2 separate regions of the Homo sapiens genome follow, and region 1 is linked to region 2. The links are chromatin loops, found by intact Hi-C in ENCODE. Cell type or tissue: A673. All regions are shown on one strand. Each heading gives the region's core, and the rest is flanking DNA. Links, peaks and the distances in the headings are about the cores only.

Evidence for each region. Hi-C counts contacts between places; a loop is a spot of excess contacts. Peaks named below come from ENCODE experiments on the same cell type or tissue, not always from the same donor. Only the 100,000 strongest peaks of a DNase experiment are listed, where the experiment ranks them.
Region 1: it touches region 2 in a loop (3-fold over the local background); 11 of 110 quality-filtered maps call a loop at or near these places.

The regions. Positions count from the first base shown.
Region 1 is chrX:57,451,058-57,456,433 of GRCh38, reverse strand. All of the region lies in intron 10 of FAAH2 (fatty acid amide hydrolase 2), which reads right to left. Among named protein-coding and RNA genes, the nearest start is that of ZXDB, 140 kb to the left of the region's middle. RefSeq lists an enhancer at 2,177-2,316 and a silencer at 4,624-4,918. In A673, for the core only: CTCF peaks have their summits at 2,053 and 2,256 (motif pointing right); no DNase peak of the experiment used is centred there.
Region 2 is chrX:56,801,263-56,806,638 of GRCh38, reverse strand. All of the region lies in intron 2 of NBDY (negative regulator of P-body association), which reads right to left. Among named protein-coding and RNA genes, the nearest start is that of NBDY, 75 kb to the right of the region's middle. RefSeq lists an enhancer at 3,057-3,196. In A673, for the core only: a CTCF peak has its summit at 2,923 (motif pointing left); a DNase peak (open chromatin) is centred at 2,918; H3K4me3 peaks cover 627 bases; H3K27ac peaks cover 916 bases.

The sequences.
Region 1 (5,376 bases), core at 118-5,117, 650 kb before region 2:
GTTTATTTTCTTCTACTTTATTCGGAGTTGGATGTTCTTTTTTCTTGTTTATCTGACTGTCTTTAGGTTGTTAATTTGACATCTTTCTAACCTCTTGATGAAGGTGTTTAGCACTACAAATTTGTCTCTTACCACTGCTTTAACTGCATCTCAAAGATTTGGTAAGCTGTGTCTCCTATTTCATTAATTTCAAAGTAATTTTTAATTACTGTCTTAATTTTGTTTTTTGCCCAAGAGTTATTCAGGAGAAAGTTGTTTAATTTCCATTTTCTGGTAGTTTTGAGAGATCTTGGTATTGATTTCTGCTTTTATTGCACTATGGTCTGAGAGTTTGCTTGGTATGGTTTTGATTTCTTTGAATTTATTGTGATTTGCTTTATGTCCAAGGATGTGGTGGACCTTAGAATATGTTCTGTGTATGGATGAGAAAAATATATATTCTGTGGTTGTTGTGTGGAGTACTCTGTAGAGGTTGATTGGGTCCAATTGATCAAATGTCAAGTTTCAATCCAGAATTTCTTTGTTAGTTTTCTGCCTCAGTGATCTGTCTAACTCAGTGAGTGGGATGTTAAAATCCCCCGTTATTATTTGTGGCTGTCTAAATCTTTCCATTGGTTAGGAAGAACTTCCTTTATGAATCCAGGTACTTCTACATTGGGTGTGTATATGTTTAGGATAGTTAAGACTTCCTGTTGAATTGAACTCTTTATTATTAAGTATTACCCTTCTTTGTCTTTTATGACCGTTGCTGGTTTAAAATTTGTTAATCTAATGTAAGAATAATGACTCCTGATCTTTTGTTGTTGTTGTTTTCTATTTGCTTGATAGATCTTTCTCCATCCTTTTACTTTGAACTTGTGGGTGTCATTGCAGTTGAAATGGGTCTCTTGAAGACAGTAGATTGTTGGGTTTTATCTTTTTATCTAGCTTGCCACTCTATGCATTTTAAGTGGTACTTTTAGACCCTTTACATTCAGGGTTAGTATTAATTTATGAGATTTTGATCCTGTCATCATGTTGTTGACTGTTTTTTAGACTTGACTGCATAGCTGCTTTATATTGTTTATGGGCCATGTGCTTGAGTGGATTTTTGAGGTAGCAAGTTTTGGTCCTTTATTTTCATATTTAGCACTCTCTTAAAGAACTCGGGTAAGGGTGGTCTGGTAATAATAAATTCCTTTAGTACTTGCTTGTCTGGGAAGAATTTTATTTCTCGTTTGCTTATGAAGTTTAGTTTCATGGAATATGATATTCTTGGTTGAAAATTCTTCACTGTAACAATATTGAAAATAGGCCCCCAATCTCTTCTCACTTGTAGGTTTCTTACAGAGAGTTCTTACAGAGAGTCTGGTGGGGTTTACTTTGTAGGTAACCTGATTTTTCTCTTTAGCTACTTTTAAGAGTTTTTCTTTTGAGTTGATCTTGGTGAATCTGATGACTATGTACCTTCCGGTTTGTCATCTTGTGTAGTATCTACAGGGGGTTTGTGTATTTATTGAATTTGTATGTCCTCCTCCCTGGGACGTTTGGGGAAATTTTCATGGACTATATCCTCAAATATGTTTTACAAGTTACTCTCTCTCCTTTTCTTTTGAAAACACCATGAGTCATACATTTGGTATCTTTACATAATCCCATATTTCTCAAAGGATTTTTTCATTTTCAAAAATTCTTTTTTCTTTATTTTTGTCTGACTGAGTTGATTGTATAAGCTGGTCTTCCAGCTCAGAGATTCTTTCTTCATCTTAATTTTTCTGCTGCTGATGCTTCAGATTCTATTGTGGAGATCTGGAAGTAAATTTTTCAGTTCCAAAAATTTAATTTGGTTCTTTCTTAAAATGGATATTTTATCTTTCAGCTACTGAATTGTTTTATTGGATTCCTTGGATTATGTTTCAACTTTCTCCTCATTCTCACTGAGCTTCCTTGTCATCCAGCTTCTGAATTCTATGTCCACAGTCAGCTCACTCTGGTTAAGAACCATTTCTGGGAGGCTAATGTGTACGTTTATAGGTAAGGGCAAACACTGGCTTTTTGAGTTGCCAGTTCTTGGATTCATTCTTTCTCATGTGTAAGGGTTGATGTTTCTTCACCCGTGAGATAAGTTGAGGATAGTCAGCTGGCTTTGTTTCTGGGTATATTTCAAAGGGTCATGACTTTGTACAGAATGTTTATTTCTGGCTGGATCTTTTCCTTAGTTTTCACAGGTGATACATACTTGCAAAATATTTTAGGTTTGCATTTTGACCTGAGATCCAGCAGGTGGCGCTTAAGAGTGCTAGCAGGCAGATAGGCTCTTCCTACTCTCTTTCAGGGCTCTTCGGTGTTCTGGCCAAGATGACAGTAGTCCTCTGTGGTGTGGGGGAGAGAGGTGACTCGCTCACCTAGATGGCTCCTGGGCTTTGGAGGAGCCCCCTTCGATCACTGGTTCCATGCCCTCACTTCTTTTGTTAGGTGTTCTGGTCCATGGGCTCCCTCAGGCAGGGACCACATTTAGTAGACAGGTCATATCCTTGCCAGGCTGGCCCTGTGGAACAAGGCACACCCCAATCCTCTGCCAGCCCATGAACCTGGGTATCTCCACTTCTCTCAGTGATCTGAGAACGAGGGCTCACCCTTGCTTGGCCACCACCAAGTCCTGATCATCTAAGAGCTGTGGGATGGGGTGGGGTCACTTAATCCCCTGTCTAGGTGCTTTCCGGGGGTTCAAGAAGTTGTGGCCACACACAGAGTTCAGGCAGATGTGGGAATGCTGGGCTGGAAGCTCTATCAGACATGGATTTCCTGGCTATGAGTGGCGGGTTTGGGTGCAGTTGCCTGACCTGCTGTTGGGTTATATTCTAGAGGCTGTTCCTGCCATCAGAGTTCAGACAGAAGTGGGACTGCTGGGCTGGAAGTTCTAGCTGCCTGGCTATGAGTGGTGGTGGGGGTTGTGGAATCACCTATCCTGCAGTTTTTCTGTTTCCCTGGATAACAGGAGGCTGTGTCCACTGGCAGAGTTCAGAAAGAAGAGGAACTGCTGGGCTGGAAGCTCTAGCAGGCATGGCCTGCTGGCTACAAGTGGCAGAGGTGGGCATTGTTGTTTGTGGGTCTCATTTTCCTTTTTTACTTGTATGCCTCATAAATTTTTGTTGAAAACTAGATGCTTTAGTTAATATATTTTATCAACTCTTGATTCTGATTTTTCTCTACCTCTGGGGTACGTTGCTGTGAATTTTGTTAGTATCACTGAAATTTTAGCTTTCAGGGAATTTTTTGTATCTAAGATCTTCCATATTCTGCTTCATGTAAAATCAGCCTCTCTTGGGCAGGGTTGAAGAGCTGCAAGTTCTTATGACCAGCCATGACCTTGTTTAGAACTTCCACAATAAGGTGCCACAGGTAATGGAAGCTGTTGGATGTAGCAGTATTCTCTACTTGCCCACAACAGATGCTGTGTAACATGGGTCTGGAAAGAATGGGAGTTGTCAGTCTTTAAGGTCTGCCTTGCCCTACCCAGTGTGAAAGTTTTGTACCTCAAAGCTGTATCTGAGAAGCGGAGGGGAAAACAGATCCCAGCTTAAATATCATAGACTCCAACTTTTCTTATTAGGAATCACTAATTTTTCTTGAATAAATGCTCCTGAATTTGCTTTATGCCATTTGATCATTTTTCACACTTGAAATGGTTGTTTCCAGTAATTTTTCCAGTTTTATTGCTGGTTTGCTTGAGAGAGAATTTGCTGAGCTTCTTACTCTGTTATTCTGGGATGTTCATTCTTATTTATATTTTTAATTATGTATTTGTTAGTTTAACAAAAAATAATTATGCATTTTGTGCAACAATGCAATGTCCTAGTCAATGCGGATTACATAGGTGAACAAGATAGAAACAGACCACAGCCTTTGAAGAGCTAACAATATAGCAGATTATTTTGTTAAGTAGAATCTTTGCTTAGACTACATGAACATTTCATTTTGTGTGTCTAGCTTATCAATTGGGGAGGTGACCAAGCCCACTCTGTTTAAATATCACAAAGTCAAGTTTGTTCTCAGAGAAAAAGAATGCTGTGATCAATTGTTAATGACTGGCATGGGTACAAGAGGGACTCTTGAGAGTGGCATGTTATGATTTTGCCAAACCTGACATATAAATCTTGAGTTTCACTCTAATGCTGGATGCTGAAGAGGTCACAAAAGATCTGCTTAGCATTCCTGGCACCAATATCAATGGGTTTCTCAGATGAGATCTTTAAAATGCTGTATGGCCAATGCTGTTCATCTCAGGATATAAATGGTCCAAGAGATCTTTGAGTACAGACACCTAAAGTGGGGAGAGGGGAGAAAGCCAGTGAAAGGCCACTTTTGTAAGCTGTTTCCTTCCATCTGTCCTGGTAATCACCTCTCCCAATTATTATGACATATAGGTGTTATGTTGATAATCGTGGTAGGACTAAAGTGGAAGAAAACTGTAAATAACTTCTTTGAGATACAATGATATGAAACATTGTTGATTGCATGTTATCAGGAAATAGCATAGGCTAATCAAATATTCAAAGAATCTGCAGGCTAGATTATTCTCTTTCATTACTGTGTTATTCCAGTGACATTATGCAAAGAAAGCAGGATGGGGCAGGGTGCCAAGACAAATAAATTTTTTTTGCAGTTTTTAGCATGGCTGTGAATGTTCTCCATGACATGCTTACCTTTTCAAACTCATGCTCCTCCTCTCACTCCTCTATTAAAAACTTACTCTCTCCAGTTAGTGTAGTGTTTATACCCTCTGTCCACAGTGTTCCTGTGTGTTTTTCTGTTCTATTGCTCATGGGGTTCGTACTGCGTGGACCATTGTAATACTTACTCAACATCCTTCCTCTGATTAATTTCTAGTTCTCCTTCAGGACCCAGATCAGGGGTCACCTATTCCAGAAAGCCTTCCTTTGTTTTCTTCTACTGAAATTCTCTGTTAACATTTGTTTGTCTCTTGTACTAAGCTAGGAGCTCCCTGAGAGCATGGAATGTATCTGATTCATCTAACACCAGTGCATACAGTATAGTTCACAATACATGCTTAATAAATTTATTCTCATTGTAGAGTGTCAATGGAGCAAAGTAGGAGAAGGTACTTTGCTTCACTGAGCACTAAGTGAGGCAGAAGAACAAGGGAAGAGAGTTAATTAGAAGCAATAGGATTTGGAGTCAGACAGACCTGGGTTTGAATCCTTATCACTTCACTTCATAGCTGAGAGACCCTGTTCAGCCTCCTGTTTCCTCTTCTGTGTAATAAATAAGATCACTTCCTCTGAAATCATAGGGCCTGGGTTAAAGTCCCAGTTCGTATATTATCTTAGCTATGTGACTTTGGAAATGTTTCCTAAAGATTTTTGTGTCTAAATT
Region 2 (5,376 bases), core at 285-5,284:
TATGAGCAGAGACTTCTCAAGAGAAGACATTTATGCAGCCAATGAACATATAAAAAAGCTCATCATCACTGGGCTTTAGAGAAATGCAAATCAAAACCAGAATGAGATACCATTTCATGCCCGTTACAATGGTGATCATTAAAAAGTCAGAAAATAACAGATGCTGAAGAGGATGTGGAGAAATAAGAATGCTTTTACACTGTTGGTGGGAGTGTCAATTAGTTCAACCACTCTGGAAGACAGTGTGGCAATTCTTCAAGCATCTAGAACTAAAAATACCATTTGACTCATCAATCTTATTACTGGGTACATACCCAAAGGATTATAAATCATTCTACTCTAAAGAGACATGCACACATATGTTTACTGCGGGACTGTTCACAAAAGCAAAGACTTGGAACCAACCCAAATGCCCATCAATGATAAGATGGATAAAGAAAATGTGGCCCATATACATCATGGAATACTATGCAGCCATAAAATGGATGAGTTCATGTCCTTTGCAGAGACATGGATGAAGCTGGATACCATCATTCTCAGCAAACTAACAGAAGAACAGAAAACCAAACACCACATGTTCTCACTCATAAGTGGGAGTTGAACAATGAGAACACATGGACACAGGGAGGGGAACATCACACACCGGGGCCTGTCATGGGGTGGGGAGCTAGGGGAGGGATAGCATTAAGAGAAATACCTAATGTAGGTGACGAGTTGATGGGTTCAGCAAACCACCATGGCACGTCTATATCTATGTAACAAACCTGCGTGTTCTGCACATGTACCCCAGAACTTTAAGTATAATAAAAAAAAAGTGAAGGGAGAAAAACTCCAAAAGTACACAAAGAATTAGAGTGAGCAATGAGGATGAGAGTGAATTGGAATGCAGAGTGTACCAAGTAGACAGGTAGTAGCCCAAGTGGCCTCCTGTGGCCTCACAGAGGAGGAAGAGCCATCAGCCAAGAGAGTCAGCCCCTTAGTCCCAGGTCTGCACCACATTGGCACAGAGGCCTGGCAAGCCTGGAGGCTGCCCTGGTCCCCACTGCCCCCACCACCACCCCATCCTGCATCCTCTGCCAGCAAATATTGGAAAGCCACACAGATAGGGACAAGAAAGATGAACAAAAGAGAACCTGGAAGCTGAGGAACCCTGCCCAGTTAGAGTTGTCTAGACAATGGGATCCAGGTTTTACGGGAGGTGCCTGGGCCTACACTTTTGAGTGACTATGGGTGAGGATACATGTATGTGCCTGAGGATGTATGGAAGCACAGATAAAGACAGGAAAAAGGTGAGATGTGATGGGAGTTAAATGTTAAAAATGAGGACCTCTGACATTCAGACTCCCAATGCCACCCCGAAGAACTCTGTCCAGATCTTCCTGCATTCCTTTCTTCTTGCATTTTCCTTATGCAGGCACTGGAGGTGCCCCCATGGTGATTACTACACATGAGAAAAGGATCCACATTTGTTGACAAGTGACAGAAAGGGAGTGATTCCTGTTCCATGGTACTGTTGCCCTTCTTCCTGGAATGCCCTGAGAGTGCAAGCCCATGCATGAAACTGACGTTCGTGAGAGTAGGTCATACCCCTCTGAGTGTGGGAATCATAACCTGTAGGGTGAATTTTCTCTCCTCTAAAGCTCTGCACGTTCCCAGTGCAGCCTACACATCCAGGAAGACTTGTAACAAGCGAAGAAAGAAAACATTTGCAATATTCTGAGATGGTTGTGTTCCATGCTGCTCTCCAGTCACTGAGAGGCATGGGTAAGACATGCAACCTTTAGAGCAATGAGGCCACAGCTTTGCATCTCAACAAGTGTTCTGTATGAAGGACCCATGCATGGCTTTCCCATTTCTGCCTGGAGACCCAAAAGGGGTGGCACAATTTGTCCTCCACTGTCTCATCCATTTTCCAGGCTGAATAATCTGACAAGCAATAGAATTCAGCTTGAGGAGCCCAGAGTGCTCGGTATCAAACCAAGGAACAGCCACCTCACCATCTGCAAAGACACGCCAGCCTCAACCTTCACTTCCATGCCCAGCACAGGAACACAGAGGAGGCCCAGGCGAAAGTGAGCATGGCTGGGGCCTGGCTACCCATGTATTTGGCAGAATGACTAAGATGCCCGGGGAATTAACTGGTGAGCCATCACATTCAGTGAGCACACATGCTCCATCAGCTATGCCAAGTGGCTTTCTCTAGGAGAGCCGCCTGTGGAAGCCACCCAGAATACCCCTCCTACTCTTGGGCATGGATGAGTGCCTGGGCTCCAGTGAGAAAAGTAGCTGAAGGCCTGGGACAGGTGTCCAATCTGTCGAGTCTCATCCTGACAGACACCTGGCCCGACCTTCTTCTGCTAGAAGGGTCAACAATCTATGGATGCCTGTTGGACCTGGGTGCTTTTGATCCAAGCTTTTGTCCCTTCCCCAAGAAACAGTGTGTTCCCTATTTACAAGCGTAGTGCTCACAAGCAGGCAGCCTGGTCTCCTTAGGAGGCTTGTGCAAATTCAGAGAAGTAATCAGCAGTGGCCTACAAGCAGGCCCATGCACTCACACACCCCTCCCCCATACCCCTTCACATTGCCCCCAGTGCGACCTATCCCCACCATGCCACAGCCCCAAGGGTGGGATTTCTTGAGGATAGGCTCCTCTGGCTCACTGGGACCCCTGCCCAGAGAGGAATCCAGAGGGAAGGAGGGAGGCAGAGAGCCTTTCGCATGTTGCAGGTTTCCCCAAAGAGACCATGTAGGTGGGGAGTCCTGCTGTAGATGAGGTGAGCGCTCCTTGGCCGGTTTCTTTCTTTCTTTCTTTTCTTTTTGTTTTGTTTTGTTTTGTTGGAAGCAAAAGGAGAAAGAGAAAAGCAAGGGAAATAAGTGACTGCCATTTCTGGAGCCACACTGCCATCCAGCGGCAGTTGTTTCTGAACACGACCGGCTGCAGGGATACTTGCCTTCTGACAGGCACAGACTTCAGCGAGAATATGTCGGGCTGGGTGGACTCTGACTAAGCCAGAGTTTCCCCCATCGCGGTTTTAAACCTTTGAAGGAAGTGTGCCTGCCATTTGGACCCCACGGAGAAGCAGCTAATCTAGAGGCCCAGGGACAGAGCAGCCAGGCAGCCCCAAGACCAGTCAGTCCAGAGTGCGGAGGTGCCCTGGCAGCCATCTTGAGGTGGGCTTAAGGGAAGCCACTGACTACTGACGGCCGAGACTGGGGTCGTTTACACTGGTCTCTTTTGTGGGGAGTTCTGGGGTGCCCTTGCCTGGAATCACGCTGGGGCCAGAGGTCCCCTATCCTCCCAGTGAACCAAGGAGCTGTGGGGTGCTGTGGGCGGGACGACTCCTGCCCGGCAATTCCTGGAGATGGCCAGGGGAACCCATGGAGGGCCGCCCCTTCCTGCCCTTTTTTCGGAGAGGGCTGTGGAGCCCGGGTGCCATCCTGGTAATGAGCAAGGGCAAAGGGCCAGCCAGGAGTTCCTCTCTCGTCCAGCTTCAGCCTGGGGGCCCCACACCGCCACCATCTCTTTCGTGCTCCTGGGATTTCTCCAGCACTCATGCCCAGCTGCCTCCAGTTTCCAGAAACAGATTCCGCTCGATGGCACTATGGCTCTACAAAGGCCAACTACAAGCTTAACCCTGCCCCTCCAATCCGACGGCCTCCACCCTTTCCAATGTGAAAAAAAGAAAAGGGAAAGAGAAACAAAAAAAAGACAGGGAGGATAAAAAGGAGCCAGCCACCTGGTCTCAGGTTGACCACCAAACTTAAGGGACCCTACGACCTAGGACCAGTAGGCAGGAGACACTGCGGAAATCCTCTTTATGCCGCCAGCCTTTGCTTTTCCTTTGGCCCTCTCCAGGTTTCATGGCTCATGCTCATGCAGAAAAATAGAAGACAAATGATACATAATCATGGCCACTGGGAAACCACAGGAAGACTGGGATCATGGGGCTGCCGCCCCAGGACAAGGTGCTGGTCACCCAGCTGAATTACCCAAGGTTTTGCTGCAGGACTGGTGGTTCTCCCAAAGCCTGGAGCTCCAGATAGAGTTTACCACCTTGGGCTGGCACATGGAGGTCACCAAAATGAGCGAACAGCTCAACAGGCAGTCACAGGGCGTGTGGCAGGAATCTCCCTCAGAGGGGATACTCAGCAACTGACTGAAGTCTGACTCTGTGCAGGCTGTCCTGGCTTTCACATGGGGTGGGGGGGAGGGGTGACATGAGGGTGGCTTAGGGGAACTGGGGAAGGCCACCACGCAACACAGATTCCCATGGCATCACAGAGGGCCAAGGGTCCCAAGGGGACTGTCTGCCTCTACCCAAGGTGTGGTCCCTTTTTAAGCAGGTTGACCCAGGAGGCTCCAGTTTCACACTGGCTGCTGGGGCTTATCTGATAACAGACTTCCCGCATTCATTCTCAGGAGAAGGCCTTAGGTGCCCAATCAACAGCATAATGACCCAGGCCTGGAGCCAGGAATCCTCACCCATAGCCCATTGCCTGTGGCCGACTGAGAGCCTTTATGGGAGAGTTCGTGGGCAGTCTGGTGGCTATGGCGACACATGTGTGTGTGCGTCTGTGTGGGTGAATGCTTGAGCCCGCACCCCTGGGCCTGTGTGAGGATTTGTGTGTGTGTGTGTGTGTGTGTGTGTGTGTGTGTGTGTCTATGAGTTTGTGAGTGTGCATGTGTTAGTGTATGTCTTTGTGTCTGTGTGTGTATCTCCCTGTGCATGTGTGTTTGTGATTATATTTGTGGTTGTCGGGGTTTCCCTGTGAGTCCATGTGGTTGTGTCTGTGTCTGTGGTCTCTGGGTGCCTGCCTGTGTGAGTGAGAGTGGGCAAATGGGCACGTGGGAGAGACAGCCTGCCTATACACACTGAAATCTGGATCGTTGTGTTCACATGGCTGGATTGAAAGAAAAGACAAAGGGGGACAACTTGCCAAGGCTCCTGCTGGCTCAGGATTACACATTTAGAGCATCCACAAAGAGAATGGGAAAGAATGGTGAGCCATGAGGAACAGGTTAAGGGGTGGGTTCATGGTGACATTTCATGAAAAGTAACACATTGGCGCCTTTGTGGAACACCAGAGGGACTGAACTGGTGACCTTCATATCTGCTCCTTTAAGAACAAATGAGGCCTTTCTCACTTTTGTTCTGCAAAGGGGCATCCTGCATCACCAGGAGCAGAGGAAGAAGCAGTCTCAGTATAATGCTTGACCCGCCAAGAGCCAAAAGTGAAAGGAAAAAGAGAAGAAAGAAGAGAAAAATGAGAAGGAGAAGGAGAAGGAGTAGAAGAAAAAGAAAAAGAAAAAAGAGGAGGAGGAGGAAGAGGAAGAAGAACCAGAAAGACAATAAGAACAAGAAGTGGCAGCTTCAC